Regions from separate parts of the Mus musculus genome. Here region 2 is linked to region 1. A link is a loop called in an ENCODE intact Hi-C map of the cell type or tissue named here. Cell type or tissue: gastrocnemius. All regions are shown on one strand. Links, peaks and the distances in the headings refer to the core of each region. The heading gives the core; the rest is flanking DNA.

Region 1 (7,693 bases), core at 1,846-6,845:
GTTCTGTATGTATCTGTTAAATCCATTTGGTGCATAATCTCTATTAATTTTACTGTGTCTCTGTTTAGTTTCTGTTTCAATGACCTGTCTATTGGAGAGATGGCGCTGTTGAAGTCTCCCACTATTATTGGGTGAGGTTCAAAATGTTTTTTGAGCCTTAGTAAAGTTTTGTTTTGTTTTTTTTTTAACAAATATAGGGACCTTTCATTTTTCACATTGATGATCAGGCTTCATATTGGTGGATTTTTCCTTTGATAATTATGAATTTTCCTTTCCAATCTCTTTTGATTAATTTCAGTTTAAACTCTATGTTCCTGGATATTACAATGGCTATTCTAGCTTGTTTCCTGGGACTATTTTCTTGGAAAACTTTTTTCCAGCCTTTTACTCTGAGGTAATGTCTCTCTTTGTCATGGAAGTGTGTTTCTTGTATGCAGCAAAATGTTGTATCCTGTTTTCATATCCAGTCCTTTATCCTATGTCTTTATTTCAGAATTGAGTCCATTGATGGTAAGAGATATTAAAGACCAATGATTTTTACTTCCTGCTATTTTTGTTGTTGGAAGAGGTATTATGACTTTGTGTGATTCTTTTCTGTTCTTAGAGTTTGTTGTGAGCTGATTAACTTCTTGTGTTTTCTTGGATGTACTTACCCATCTTGTGTTGGAGTTTTGCTTCTAGAATCCTCTTTAGTGTTGGATTAGTATAATGACATTGTTTAAATTTGGTTTTGTCATGGAATATCTTGGTTTCTCCATCTGGGTTAATTGAGAGTTTTGCTAGGTATAATAGCCTGGGCTGGCATCTGTGGTCTCTTATGGTCTGCATGACATCTGTCCAGGATCTTCTGGCTTTCAATTCTGTTTAGAAGCTGGTATAATTCTGATCAGTCTGATTTTATATGTTACTTGACCTTTTTCCCTTACAGCTTTCAATGTTCTTGCTTTGTTCTGTGCATTTAGTGTTTTGATTATTATATGGCGAGAAGATCTTCTTTTCTGGTCCAAACTATTTGGTGTTCTGTAGGCTTCTTGTACATTTATGACCATCTATTTCTTCAGATTAGGGAAGTTTCTTCTATGATTTTTTTCTTTTTTATTATTAATCCTTTTTTTTTTTACAGTCCAGTTGTTATTCCCCTCCTGGTCTGCCTCTGACTGTTCCTCATCCCATACCTCTTCCCTGTCTCCAAAAAGATGTCCCGACTCCACCCACACCCACCCTACCAGACCTCCCCACTTCCTGGGGCCTTGAGTCTGGAGGGTTAGGTTCATCTTCTCTCACTGAGCCCAGACGAGGCAATCCTCTACTGTATATGTGTTGGGGGCCTCATATCAACTGGTGTATGCTGCCTGGTTGGTGGCTCAGTGTCTGAGAGATCTTGGTGGTCCAAGTAAGTTGAGACTGCTGGTCTTCCTATGGGGTTGTCATTCTCCTCAGCTTCTTCTAGCCTTTCCCTAATTCAACCACAGGGGTCCCTGGATTCTGACCATTAGTTGGGTGTAAGTATCTGCATGTGACTCTTTAAGCTGCATGTTGAGACTCTTGGAGGGCAGCCATGCTAGGCTCCTGTCTGAAAGCACACAATAACATCAGTAATAGTGTCAGGCCTTATAGCCTCCCTTGAGCTGGATCCCAATTTGGGCCTGGACCTTCTTTCCCTCAGTTTCTTCTCCACTTTTGTCCCTGAAGTTCTTTGAGACAGGAACAACTCTGGGTCAGAGTTTTTGACCATGGGATGGCAACCCAATCTCTCAAGTTGATGTCTTATCTTTCTACTGGAGCTGGACTCTACAAATTCCCTCTCCCCACTGTGGGACATTTCGTCTAAGGTCCCTCTCTTTGAGTGCTGAAAGTCTCTCACCTCCCAGGTCTCTGGTACATTCTAGAGGGTTCCCTACCTCCTATCTCCCAAGGTTTCCTGTTTCCATTCTTTCTGCTGGCCCAGTAATGTTGCCCCTCCACAATGCCTTTTCCCCCCTCCCGGTCCCCTCTCCCACACAGTTCCCTCCCTCCCTCCCTCCCTCCCTTCTTCTGCCCCTGTGATTGCTTTCTTCTCCTTCCCAACTGGGATTGAGGCATCCTCACTTGGGCCCTTCTACTTGTTAACCTTCTTGAGTTCTGTGGATTGTATCCTGGCTATTCTGTATTTCTTTGGGTAATATCCACTTATTAGTAAATACATATCATGCATGTCCTTTTGGGTCTGAGTTACCACACTCAGAATGATATTTTCTAATTCCATCCATTTGCCTGGAAAACTCAGGATGTCTTCACTTTTCATAGCTGAGTAGTATTCCATTGTGTAAATGAACCACATTTTCTGCATCCATTCTCAGACATCTGGGTTGTTTCCATCTTCTGGCTATGATAAGGCTGCTATGAATATAGTGGAACATGTGCCTGTATGGCATGATGGGGCATCTTTTGGGTATATTCCCAAGAGTGGTATTGCTGGGTCTTCAGGTAGATCTATTTCCAATCTTCTGAGGAACCTCCAGATTAATTTTTAGAGTGGCGTGCAATCCCACCAGCAATGGAGGAGTGTTCCTCTTTCTCCACATCCTTGCCAACATTTGCTGTCACCTGAGTTTTTGATCTTAGCCATTCTGATTGGTGTAAGGTGGAATCTCAGGGTTGTTTTGATTTGTATTTCTTTGATCACTAAGAACTTTGAACATTTCTTTAAATGCTTCTCAGACATTCGAGATTCCTCTGTTGTGAATTCTTTGTTTCCTTCTATACCCCACTTTTGATTAGGTTGTTTGATTTTTTGGTGGATAGCTTCTTCAGTTCTTTATATATTTTGGGTATTAGTTCTCTATCAGATATGAGGTTAGTGAAGGTTTTTTCCCCAATCCATAGGTTGCAAATTTGTCCAATTGGCTATGTCCTTTGCTTCACAGCATCTTTCTAGTTTCATGAGGTTCCATTTATCAATTCTTAATCTTAGAGTCTGAGCTACTGGAGACCTGTTTAGGAAATTTCCTCCCATGCCAATTTTTTGAGGTTCTTTCCCACTTTCTCTTTTATTAGATTCAGTGTATCTGGTTTTATGTTGAGGTCCTTGATCCACTTGGACTTGAGCTTTGTGCAAGGTGACAGGTATGGGTCTATTTTCATTTTTCTACATACAGCCTGCCAGTTAGACCAGCACCATTTATTGAAGATGCTTTCTTTTTCCCATTGTATTTTTTGGCTTCGTTGTCAAAGATCAAGTGTCTGTAAGTTTTATTTCTGGATCTCCAATTCTATTCCATTGATCAACCTGTCTGTCTCTGTTCCAATATCACGTAGTTTTTATCACTATTGCTCTGTAGTATAGCTTAAGGTCAGGGATGGTGATTCCTCCAGAAGTTCTTTTATTGTTAAGAATTTTTCCACTATTTTGGGTGTTTTGTTTTTCCAAATGAATTTGAGAATTGCTCTTTCCATGTCTTTGAAAAATTGTGTTGGAATTTTGATGGGGATTGCATTGAATCTGTAGATTGCTCTTGGTAAGATGGCCATTTTTACTATGTTAATTCTACCAATCCATGAGCATGGGAAATTTCTCTATTTTCTGAGGTCTTCAATTTCTTTCTGGAGAGACTTAATGTTCTTGTCATAGAGATTTTTCTCTTGTTTGGTTAGAGTTACCCCAAGATATTCTATATTATTTGTGGCCATTGTGAAGGGTATTGTTTCCCTGACTACTTTCTCAGCCTGTTTATCATTTGTATAAAGGAAGGCTACTTATTTATTTGAGTTTATTTTATATCCAGGCACCTTGTCAAAGTTTTGTCAGCTGTAGGAGTTCTCTGGTGGAGTTTTTGAGGTCACTTAGGATTACTATAATGTCATCTGTTAATAGTGATACCTTGACTTCTTCATTGCCAATTTGTATCCCCTTGATCTCTTTTGTCTTATTGCTCTAGCTAGAACTTAACGTACTATATTAAATAGACATAGGGAGAGTGGGCATCCTTTTCTTGTCCCTGATTTTAATGGGATTGCCTCAAGAATCTTTCTATTTAATATGATGTTGCCTGTTGGTTTGCTGTATATTGATTTTATTATGTCTAGGCATGAGCCTTGAATTCCTGGTCTCTCCAATACCTTTACCATGAATTGGTGTTATATTTTGTCAAATGCTTTTTCAGCATATAATGAGATGAGCATGTGATTTTTTTTTTCTCTCAGTTTGTTTCTATAGTGGATAACATTAATAAATTTTCACATATTGAACTAATCTTGCATCCCCGGGATAAAGCTTACTTGATTGTGGTGAATAATTATTTTAATGTGTTCTAGGATTCATTTAGTGAGAATTTTATTGAATATTTTTATATCAATATTCATAAGCAAAATTGGTCTGAAGTTCTCTTTCTTTTGTTGGGTCCTTATGTGGTTTATGTATCAGAGTAATTGTGACTTCATAGAATGAATTAGTGTTACTTCTGTTTCTATTTTATAGAAGAGTTTGAAGACTATTAGTATCAACTCTTCTTTGAATGTCTAGTAGAATTCTACACTAAAGCCATCTGGCCTTGGGCTTTTTTTAGTTGGGAGGTTGTTAATGACTTCTATTTCTTTAAGGGATATGGGCCTGTTTTGATAGTTTACCTGCTCTTGATGTACATGGTATCTATCTAGAAAGTCATCCATTTTATCGAGATTTTTCCATTTTTGTCAAATATAGACTTCTATAGTAGGATCTGATGATTTTTTTAATTTCCTCAGTTTCTCTTGTGATGTCTCCCTTTTCATTTCTGATTTTGTTAATTTGGATATGGTCTCTGGTCCCTTTAGTTAGTTTTGTTTAGGGAGTTTATCTATTTTGTTGATTTTTTTTTCAAATAATCAGTTTTTGGTTTTGTTGATTCTTTGTATAGTTCTCTTTGTTTATATTTGGTTGATTTCAGCTATTTAGTTGATTTTGGCCCTGAGTTTGACTATTTCTTGCCATCTACTCCTTTCATGTGTGTTTGGTTCTTTTTGTTTTAGAGCTCTCAGGTGTGCTCTTAAGTTGCTAGTGTATGATCTGTCCAATATCTTTAACAGGACACTTAGTGTTAAGAATTTTTTCTCTTATCACCTTTCATTGTATCTAATAAGTTTGGGTATGCTGTGTCATTATTTTCATTAAATTCCAGAAATCTTTTTAAAAAATTATTTCTTCTATGACCAAGTTATTATTGAGTTGAGAGCTGTTCAGTTTCCATGGCTATGTGGGTTTTCTGTTATTTCTGTTGTTATTGAAGACCAGTCTTTGGCCATGTTGATCTGATAGGATCTGGTCAATTTTGGAGAAAGTACGATAAGGTGCTGAAAAGACGGTATATTCTTTTGTTTTAAGGTTAAATGTTTTGTAGATTCCTGTTCAATCCATTTGGTTAATAACCTCTATTAGTTTCACTATGTCTCTGTTTAGTTTCTATCTCAATGATCTGTTCATTAGTGAGAGTGGGGTGTTGATGTCACCCACTATTACTGTGTAGGGTTTAATGTGTATTTTGAGCTTTAGTAAATTTTCTTCTACGAATGTGGGTACCTTTGCATTTGGGGCATAGCTGTTCAGAATTAAGACTTTCTCTTGGTGTATTTTTCCTTTATGAGTATGAAGTGTCCTTCCCCATCTCACTTGATAACTTTTGGTTAAAAGTCTATTTTATTGGATAGTAGGATGTCTACTCCCACTTGTTTCTTGGGACTATTTTCTTGGAAGTCTTTTTTCCAGTCTTTTACTCTGAGATAGTGTCTGTCTTTGTTATTGAGGTGTGTTTCTTCTATGCAGCAAAATTCTGGACACTGTTTGTGTAGCCAGTCTGTTAGCTTATGTCTTTTTTATTTCAGAATTGAGTCTGTTGATTTTGAGAGATATAACAGGCAAATGATTGTTAGTTCTTGTTATGATTGTTGTTGTTTGTTGTTGTAGGTGGCATTATGTGTATGTTATTCTGTCCTTTTGGTTTTGTTATGAGATGATCAATTTCTTGTTTTGTTTCCTTTGGTGTAGGTACCCTCCTTGTATTGATGTTTTCCTTCTAGAATCCTCTGTAGGACTCTATTGGTAGATAAATATTGTTTAAATTTGGTTTTGACATGGAATATCTTGGTTTCTCCATCTATGTTGATTAATAGTTTTGCTGTGTATAGTATCCTGGGCTGCCATTTATGTCCTTTTAGGGTCTGAATGACCTCTGTACAAGCTCTTCTGACTTTTAGTGTCTCTGTTGAGAAGTCTGGTGCAATTTGATAAGTCTGCCTTTATATCTTACTTGGCCTTTTTCCATTGCACCTTTTAATATTCTTTCTTTGTTCTGTGCACTTACTGTTTTAATTATTATCTGACAAGAGGGTTTTCTCTTCTGGTCCAATCTATTTGGTGTTCTACAGGCTTCTTATACATTTATGGCCATCTCTTTCTTTAGGTTGGGGACATTTCTTCTATGATTTTGTTGAAGATGTTTTCAGGTCCTTTGAGCTGGGAATCTTTGCTTTCCTCTCTCTATTCCTATTATTCTTAGGTTTGGTCTTTTCATTGTATCCTAGCTTTCCTGGGTGATTTGGCTTAGGAGTTTTCTATATTTTGAATTTTCTTTGACAGTTGTGTCAATCTCTTCTAAGGTATCTTCTACACCTGACATTCTCTCTTCTATCTCTTGTATTCTGTTGGTGATGCTTACATCTGTAATTCTTGACCTCTTTCCTAGGTTTTCCATTTTAAGGGTTGCCTCCATTTGTGTTTTCTTTTTTGTTTCTGCTTCTACTTTTAGGTCTTGGACCACTGTGTTCAATTTATTCATCTGTTTGATTGTGCTTTTCTATATTCTTTTAAGGGATTTGTTTCCTCTTTAAGGGCTTCTACATGTTTACCTGTGTCTTCTTGTATTTATTTCAGTGAGTTATTTATATCCTCCTTAAAGGACTCTATTATCTTCATGAGATAGCATTTTAAGTCAGCTTTCTGATTTTTAGGTGTGTTGGTATGTCCAGAGTTTGATGTGGTGAAGAACTGGGTCCTGATTATGCCAAAGTCCATTGGCTTCTGTCTATTATGTTCTTGCTCTGACCTCATGGCATCTGGCTATCCCTGGCAATAGCTAGTCTGGGTGTCTTTGTCTGGAGCCTGCTTCCTGTGTCCCTTGGTTGCTTCAGGGTTTCTGGAAGGCCTGTGGCCCTGGCTGTAGCAGACCTCCTGTGAGGTCTTCAGACTGTGCGGTCTTCAGAGGGGAATGTATGTTGGTGACCTGTTGCCCTGGCTGTACAGCTTTTCTGGGATGCCTGCAGACTGTGGGGTCTTTGGAGGAGCAGACAAGGTGCTGATCCTTTGCCCTGGCTGCAGCAGATCTCCTAGGAGGCCTTCAGACTGTTGAGTCTTCAGAAGAGCTGTCAGGCTGTTATCCTGCATATAGGTGTTCTCCTGGGAGGCCTTCAGACTGCAGACTGTGGGGTCTCTTGCCCTGTGTGCAGCAGAACTCCTGGAAGGACTCCAACTATGGTGTCTTTGGAGGAGCAGACAATCTGTCGATAGGTTGCCCTGCATGTAGAGGATCTCCTGGGTGGCCTTAAAACTGTGGCATCTTCAGAGAAGCAGACAAGCTGGTGATCTGCCCTGGCAGGAGGCACAGGCCAGAAGGGTTCTTCTATGATTTTTGTTGAAGAAGTTTTCTGTCCCTTTGAACTGGGATTCTTCACTGTCTTCTATTTC
Region 2 (7,693 bases), core at 832-5,831, 210 kb before region 1:
AAGAAAGTCTCCAGTTTTGTGCCAGGAGCCTGTGAAGAGTCCCTCATCCTAGCTACCTGGAAGCCGGTATTCTGCTAGCATCCTTCAGATGAAGATGTAGAACACTCAGCTCCTCCTGCATCATGCCTGCCTGGATGCTGCCATGTTCCCGCCTTGATGATACTGGATTGAACCTCTGAACCTGTAAGTCAGCCCCAATTAAATGAGTGTTGCGTTGGTCATGGTGTCTGTTCACAGCAGTAAGACCCTAACTAAGACAGTATTCTTTATCCTGTCAGGCCCATTCAGTTCATGGCTTTCCACACAGTTCCAAAATGGACCCTCCAATTATGGACCAGCTCTGGTTTCTGGCATGTTCTCAGGTTTAGCTGCTTGGAACAGTTCTATCATTCAATGTCTTCCCCTTTCCACCCTTCAGACATCAGCTATTATTTATAAGAAACCTTCCTCTTAAGTATCTCATGACCGCAGTCCTCTCTCTAATCCCCACCTCCACCTTTCTCCTGGGGCTTTTTCACAACCCAGGCCAGTCTTGAGGTCAAACTTAGCTGTCCTCTCACTCTCAAGACTCCAGTCTGGTTGCCATAGTGATCTGTCCCTTATGCAAACCTGGGCACATCACTTGCAGATCTAATACCCCTCTACCTGTGGAAATATTTTCCCAGGACCCTCAGAACCAAGGGACCTCCCACCTCCATGGGAGCTCAGGAGGGATGGGGGGGATGTGTGTCAGACCTCGAGGGTCTTTTACTGCAGGTTCTACTTGTATGGTCTTACAGGGACAGAGGAGAGGTTTAAAATGACCAAGGGTGCACCCTGTCCTACCTGCCCCTTGCTCCTGCACCCCTGAAGCAGGGCTCTCTGGTGGCCTTGAGTCATGGATGGGGTATGGGATAAACATGAGACAGCTCCCTTCTTGTAGGAGCGAGGTTTGTTTGTCTTGGAACACTTCCTGCAAGATTGGAAACAGGGAAGGACACAACAACTGCGCCCTCTTCAGGCCAAGAACAGTAGGTTCACTTGCACAGTGAGGCCTCCTGCCCTTGGTTCAGTTAGCACTTGGCTCAGATAGTGAGCAGGCTCCCTCTCTTTTAAAACACATCGCTGGCCTGGAGGTGGTGGCGCACGCCTTTAATCCCAGCACTTGGGAGGCAGAGGCAGGCGAATTTCTGAGTTCGAGGCCAGCCTGGTCTACACAGTGAGTTCTAGGACAGCCAGAGCTACACAGAGAAATACTGCCTCGAAAAACGGAAAAACAACAACAACAACAAAAAGAATACAGTTGATAATGCAAAACAAACAAAACCAAAAAACACATCGCTGAAGAGTGACATGCACTCTGTGAGTTTATAGAACTTAAATATATGGTTCAGTGGGGGCGGGGGGAATACATTCCTAATCACCCGGAAGTTGCCTGATGTCCCTGCCAAGTCCACATCCACACTTTCCCAGCCAGAGGTGCCCATGAGACGGACCATGCCGATTCTTCTTGAGAGTTATGGAGCTGTGTATAAACAGGGTCTCCAGGCCCAGATCCGCTGTGTACAGGTTCTTTCTCAGCATCGTGCCTGTGCAACTTCTTTGTAGTGACTGTGTGGATTTTTAACTTGCTGGGAAATACTCCATTATGTGTTATATACAATGCAACCTGGTACCTTTTGTTTACCCAGCTTTCCGTTTGTACTTGGGCTTTTTTCTTCTTCTTCTCCTGTGTGGGGGCAATTACAGATAGGGCATTTCCTCCACTCAGGGCTTCTGTTCCATGCCTGGCATTGTCCTATTGTGTTCCGATCCTGGCCGTCTGTCCTGCTTTCCTCCCTCTCTGGGCACCTATTTGGCTGCTGGGACTTAGGGTGTTTGACCTGGACCTGTGATGGTCCTATGGGGTCTCACACTACCTTGGAAGGCCAAGCTGTGGCTCTTAATCCCTTAGAGCTGTGGCTCTAAGCTGTGACAGTCTTAGTCTGGGGAGACTAAGACCTGCTTCATGCGCTTGCTTCTCTATTCTTGCTGATGCTAACATCTGTGGGCCACCTTTTAGCACTGGTTGCTCTTGCCTAACTCTTGTCTGCATCCCTTGGCTGTCAGCCATTGGGAGGCTGCTTGTATGCCTCCAATGAGCCTTCAAGGATGCTTCTGGAACTGGGATATTTATCAGAGACAGATCAGGAAAGCCAGCACCATTAGACATGCAGCTCTGTGCTGCCTTGGGGACACATTCTTGGCTGTCTTCCCAAAACGTTCGTGGTGTGGTACTGTCTGTCGGTATTAACAAGCATGGGTGTCCCTAAATGTTTTTATCTTTGTGTGTGTGTGTGTGTGTGTGCTTGGGTGCACACATCTAGTAGTATATGCATTCCTGCATATAAGTATGCATTTATTTGACTTGTATGTTATCATAAAATATTTTCTCTTAGCTAGGCATGATGGTGTGTGTGTATAATCTCGGAGTCCAGGAGGCTGGGGCAGGTAGGTAAAAGGCCAGCCTGGGCTACAGAACAAGACCGAGTCTCAAGAAAACAGCACAAAACAATAAATATGAGATTTCTCCTAAACAGTGTGGTTTTGTTTTAAAGGTATCTTCTCCACTTCCTTCCTTGTCCCCTCAAAGATCTTGACTAACATCAAGGCAACACCTTCTTTGTAGATGGAAGAGGTAAGATCCATGTTTATTCTGCCCCTTCCCATGGCATAGCCACAGGCAACAGATACCTTAGCTCCTGCCATAGGCAGGGAACATGGGCTTGAGCTATGTTTGGAAGGGGCAGGATCTGGGGGACCCCCACTTAATGCTGTAGGTGATAAAGTGCTTGGAAGAGATGGTGAATGTCTGTTGACCATGCACGCAAATCTGAGTTGTAACATGTTACTTTTAGCTGTGTTGATCTTGAGAAAACTACTCTCTGTGCTTCCGTGTCTCAAAGAAGTCATCTCTGGTTGCAAGGGCCAATATGGCAGATGCCATTTACCTGTGGCCAGAGCGCTCAGAACATGAGACCAGATTTTAGTTTAATTTTAATTAACATTTAAATTCAAATTGCTGTGACTAATGGCTGTGATATAGAATCCACCACTAGAGGACAGCACTGGGTGGCTTCAACCCACATACATACACAACCTTCCCCCCCCCCAGTGTAATACAATTTAGTGAAAATAAATAAATGAATAAATAATTAAATAAACAAATAAAACAAGCTCTGCCTGGTCTTTCTTTGTTTCCCACATGTATTTTCTCTTTCCTTTTGAACTACTGATACCAAAGGCTAGGAGAGGCTGACCTTCTTAATGGGGACACTGGAGGGCAGCAATGGGTACTTTCAAAATGCTCAATCACAAGAGGTTTCCCGAGTCCCCTGGCAGTGCTTTGCTTGTGGCTGATGGCCAGCAGCCTCAGGGGAATGCCAGAAAGCTGTGTTTGCTGAGCTCTGTCCTCTCTTTCCTGTGCTGGGCAGCGGGGTGGGGAGGTCGTGGAAGTGGCGGGTTGGATGTTTTACAAACAAGTTCAAGTTCTCTTGTCTGTTGGTCCCCATAGCAGTTGGGCTGTCAGCTGCTCAAACCGTTTTGTTCTGTAACCGCGTTTGAAAACGATGTGAGGAAGAATAAACAACCGTGAATGTGGAGTCAAGGAGACCTGAGGGTGAAGCCCAGCTTGGCTGCCTGCCTGCTGTGGACCTTGGACAAATTGCATGGCAATTCTGGGTCCCTGGTCTCCTCTTCTGACACACCATGACCTGGTGTAATGTGGGACGCCCGACTTGCCTGCAAGTAAGACTCCACAACAGGATCCTTCTGCAACACGTTTATTGGGAGAGCATGGACTGCGTAGGCGAAAGACCCCGAGCCCCAGAAATGGCACTGCTTATATAGGCCTACGAGTGACGTGTCCATACCTGATTGCTTATGCTACCAGTACCTCATTAATATGCATCGGGCCACGCAGTGACTCGGCAAAAAACTCTTTTTTTTTTCTTTTTTTTTCCCATTTTTTATTAGGTATTTAGCTCATTTACATTTCCAATGCTATACCAAAAGTCCCCCATACCCACCCACCCCCACTCCCCTACCCACCCATTCCCCCTTTTTGGCCCTGGCGTTCCCCTGTACTGGGGCATGTAAAGTTTGCAAGTCCAATGGACCTCTCTTTCCAGTGATGGCCGACTAGGTCATCTTTTGATACATATGCAGCTAGAGTCAAGAGCTCCGGGGTACTGGTTAGTTCATAATGTTGTTCCACCTATAGGGTTGCAGATCCCTTTAGCTCCTTGGCAAAAAACTCTTATGCACATGCGTACATTGGTTGTTTATCCATAATCATGGGTGGTGGCCAGTGGTAGCCAGCGCCATCTTGTAATGGTATTTGCGGCTTCCCACAGTGTAAGGAGTTGCATCTGTATGAAATCATCTACATTTGATTATTCACTGGGGAGTCAGGGTCAGGTGGATCCCTGGGGCTTGCTGACTGGCCAGCCTAGCTCACTGATTAGGTACACCACTGGGGGATCCGCTCTTAAAATGAAGTGGGCGGTGCTTGAGGAGTGAAATCTGAGCTGTCCTCCAGCCTCCACACACATGTGAACCACACACAAGCACTGGTCATTTGGCCAGTGAGATACTTCACTCCCAAGATTTGGATACTAGCATATATTTCTAAAGTTGAACAAATATCCAGTAAATGGGACTTCTGATTGAGAATACTGGAGCCACACTGTCCAATTTATGATTACCAATACTGGATAATCCATTAGAATCTAGACTTTCCAACTCAGGACTATCAAATACAGGATAGTCTACCCATATTGGTCAATACGTGGTCTATTTTATCCCATTCACTTGGTGTGGAGTGATGGATGCCCGAAGTCACGCACTAATATTCCAAGAACAAAAAGCACACACTCACAGATGAACTTTGTGTAGCTTATGAAGTGTTGAAAATATTCAAATTGTTTTTGACATTTCAAGACCAAGAAGTTTAATACAGAAACTTGGGTTTCCAGTTTACTGGACAACATTGTCCTCATGGGGACCCAATTCCCATTTTGATGCTACTGTTTGGGGCTGAGTCTCAAGTGTCCTCTCCAGAAGTGAGTATATGTTTTCTCACTGTGATGGTCACCTGGTGCCTTTGAGCATCTGAGTGTATGACCCCACCCCTGGTCTGTGCTAACCTATGAAAATCTAGGAACTAGCTAGCTTAAGCTTGTCTGGGAGAGAGCACTCAAGGAAGCCATGACAATGTGTGTCATCATACACTGACTGAGAACCATCTATTCAGATAGGTTGCTCCTCCTGGCTCCTATATGGCAGAGTTAGCCCTTTAAAGCAGTGGTTCTCAACCTGTTCTCGACCCCGTTGGGGGTCACATATCAGATATCCTGCATACATACCAGATATTTACATTGTGATTCATAACAGCAGCAAATGTACTGTATGGAGTAGTAATAAAATAATGTTATGGCTGGGGGTCACCACAACATGAGGAACTGTATTAAAAGGCTACAGCATTAGGAAGGTTGAGGACCACTGCTCTAGAGACTGTTGGGCTTCTAGCTGGGTTTTGTGGCTGCTCGTAGGTTCCGGGTCGCATGATCTAACAGTCAACTCCTCACTTTGGATGTCCTTTCTGATCCAGAAGACATCAGAGGCCATACTTAGTGAATTGAACTAGGTATCATGTAAGAAGTGGCGGAGAAAGCCTAGAGTCTCAGTGAATGTGTATTGTTGACATCAGATAAGGACATGTTGTCACAGACCTCAGAATCTCAGACCTATGGAGAAAATGGCAATGTCTCCTCTAAGGGGAGAGGCTCAGAGGAAAATGGCAAAGCCTTCCTCTGGACCAAATGTAGATATTGAGAGTGTGCACAGGAAATGTCCACTGTAGCTTTCTCTCCCTGGATATTTATAGTCTGAAGACTGTTCCCCTATAAAGACCATTCCTACTAAGATTAGGTAAACCTGTCTACTTGATCCAGCTGTATACCATACACCCTGTCTCCTTTGTTTATCTGCATCTACTAACCCCACTTCCTTGTTCAGCCATATGCACTCACCCTGCCTCTCTGTTTATATAATAAAAACATGTTTCCATTATGTGCTGAAGTTTCTTCAACTGAGAGCTCAGACCACCCAACCTTGGCTTTTCTGCTTCTGGATTTGTTTGTTTTTTTCATTCTCTTGCCACCCCAGTCAGGGCCGTGTCCCCAGAGCCATGCTAGATGTAGCAGTGTTCTCTCCAGCGTGGGTCTATCCTTGAATCCAGCACTGGCTATAGAGTCCAAATGCTTTGAGAATTCCTGGGTCAGGAGGCTGACCAGTGGTTCCAATGGTTGTAGGTGCTTTAGTTTGCTCCTCTGTTCCTGTGATAAAACACTCATCAAAAAAACAACTTAGGAGAGGGAAGGATTAATTTGGGTTGTGGGTCACAGTCTACCATCAAAGGAAGCTTGTGCAAGAACTCAAGGCTGGAACGCAGAGGCAGGAATGGAAACAAAGACCATGGGGGAATGTTTACTGGCTTGTTCTATGTGGCTCACTCGGACAGCTTTCTTATACAGCCCAGGAGAATGTGCCCAAGGTTGGCACTGCCTACAGTGGTCTGAGCCCTCTCGCACCAATTTGAAATTAAGAAATGTTTCCACAGACATGAAAACTGGCTGATCTGATAGGGGCAGTTCTTTAGTTAAGGTTCCCCCTTTCAGGGGACTCCAAGCTTGTGCCAAGTTGACAACTGAAGCTAGCTATGATAGGGTTCTTTGTCCAGTTCCCTTCTCCGGGCGTGTATCCATTTCTCTGTAGCTGAGACAGTCATTTGGTGGGCATTGCTGTCAGCTAGTGGACACTTGAAAATCCTAGATTCTTAACCTGTGGGTAGTGATCCTCTTGGGGTCTGCTATCCTGCATATCAGATATTACATTATGATTTATAGCAGTAGCAGATTTACAGTTATGAAGCAGCAACAAGATAGTTCTTCTAATACTATGAATGACACTTTATCAGTCATTTTCTTTACAACTGAAACTCTGGGAATTCCAAATTAACATCCTTGCCTGTGAGCAAGGATGGGGGGGGCACTTCCCAGCATCTCTTCCAGAATGGGGTGCTTCTGCTTATTTTTCATACAGCTTTTCCAGGTTGGCTTGGGCAGAATCCTCCTCTGAGCAATGAACACTACTTGCTTCCCACTGAATTTTTTCTCCAATTCACGAACTAGCCTGACATGAATTTTCTGGAAAGACTTAAAGCTGAGGAACTGGTACAAAAATTATGGTAGCTTTCCGACCACCACCAACTTCAATTTCCTTGGTTGTGGTGATGTTGACTTCCTGCAGCAGAACCTTGACATCTGCGTTCATCTCCAGCTCGAGCAGCACCTGAGAGATGCCAGACTTGGAACTCATCCGGCTTCTCCCCATTTGGCTTCACAGTCTTGGCACTCGAGCTGAACATGGCTTCATCCTTACGGAGTGCCAACTTATAAAGAGGGACAGCTGTCGAGAGAACTGCAACAAGATAATTTTATGGTTGAGAGTCCTCACAACAGGAGGAGCTGTGTTAAAACTCCAACCACTGTCTTAGATGAGAACCTGTAGTGAGTAAGGCTGACACAGGTGGTACTAAGGACCCCCTCCTCACAGTTTGGAGCCTCCCCAGCTCCTGTAGAACTGGCTGAGACCTCAGTGGCTACTACATTGA

Evidence for each region. Peaks named below come from ENCODE experiments on the same cell type or tissue, not always from the same donor. Only the 100,000 strongest peaks of a DNase experiment are listed, where the experiment ranks them.
Region 2: it touches region 1 in a loop (14-fold over the local background); 24 of 42 quality-filtered maps call a loop at or near these places.

Annotation. Positions count from the first base shown.
Region 1 is chr8:69,334,473-69,342,165 of GRCm38, reverse strand. No RefSeq gene overlaps it. Among named protein-coding and RNA genes, the nearest start is that of Gm10033, 57 kb to the left of the region's middle. In gastrocnemius, for the core only: no CTCF peak of the experiment used is centred there; no DNase peak of the experiment used is centred there.
Region 2 is chr8:69,540,711-69,548,403 of GRCm38, reverse strand. It overlaps the pseudogene Rps7-ps1. Among named protein-coding and RNA genes, the nearest start is that of Gm7697, 22 kb to the right of the region's middle. In gastrocnemius, for the core only: CTCF peaks have their summits at 995 (motif pointing left) and 3,065 (motif pointing right); no DNase peak of the experiment used is centred there.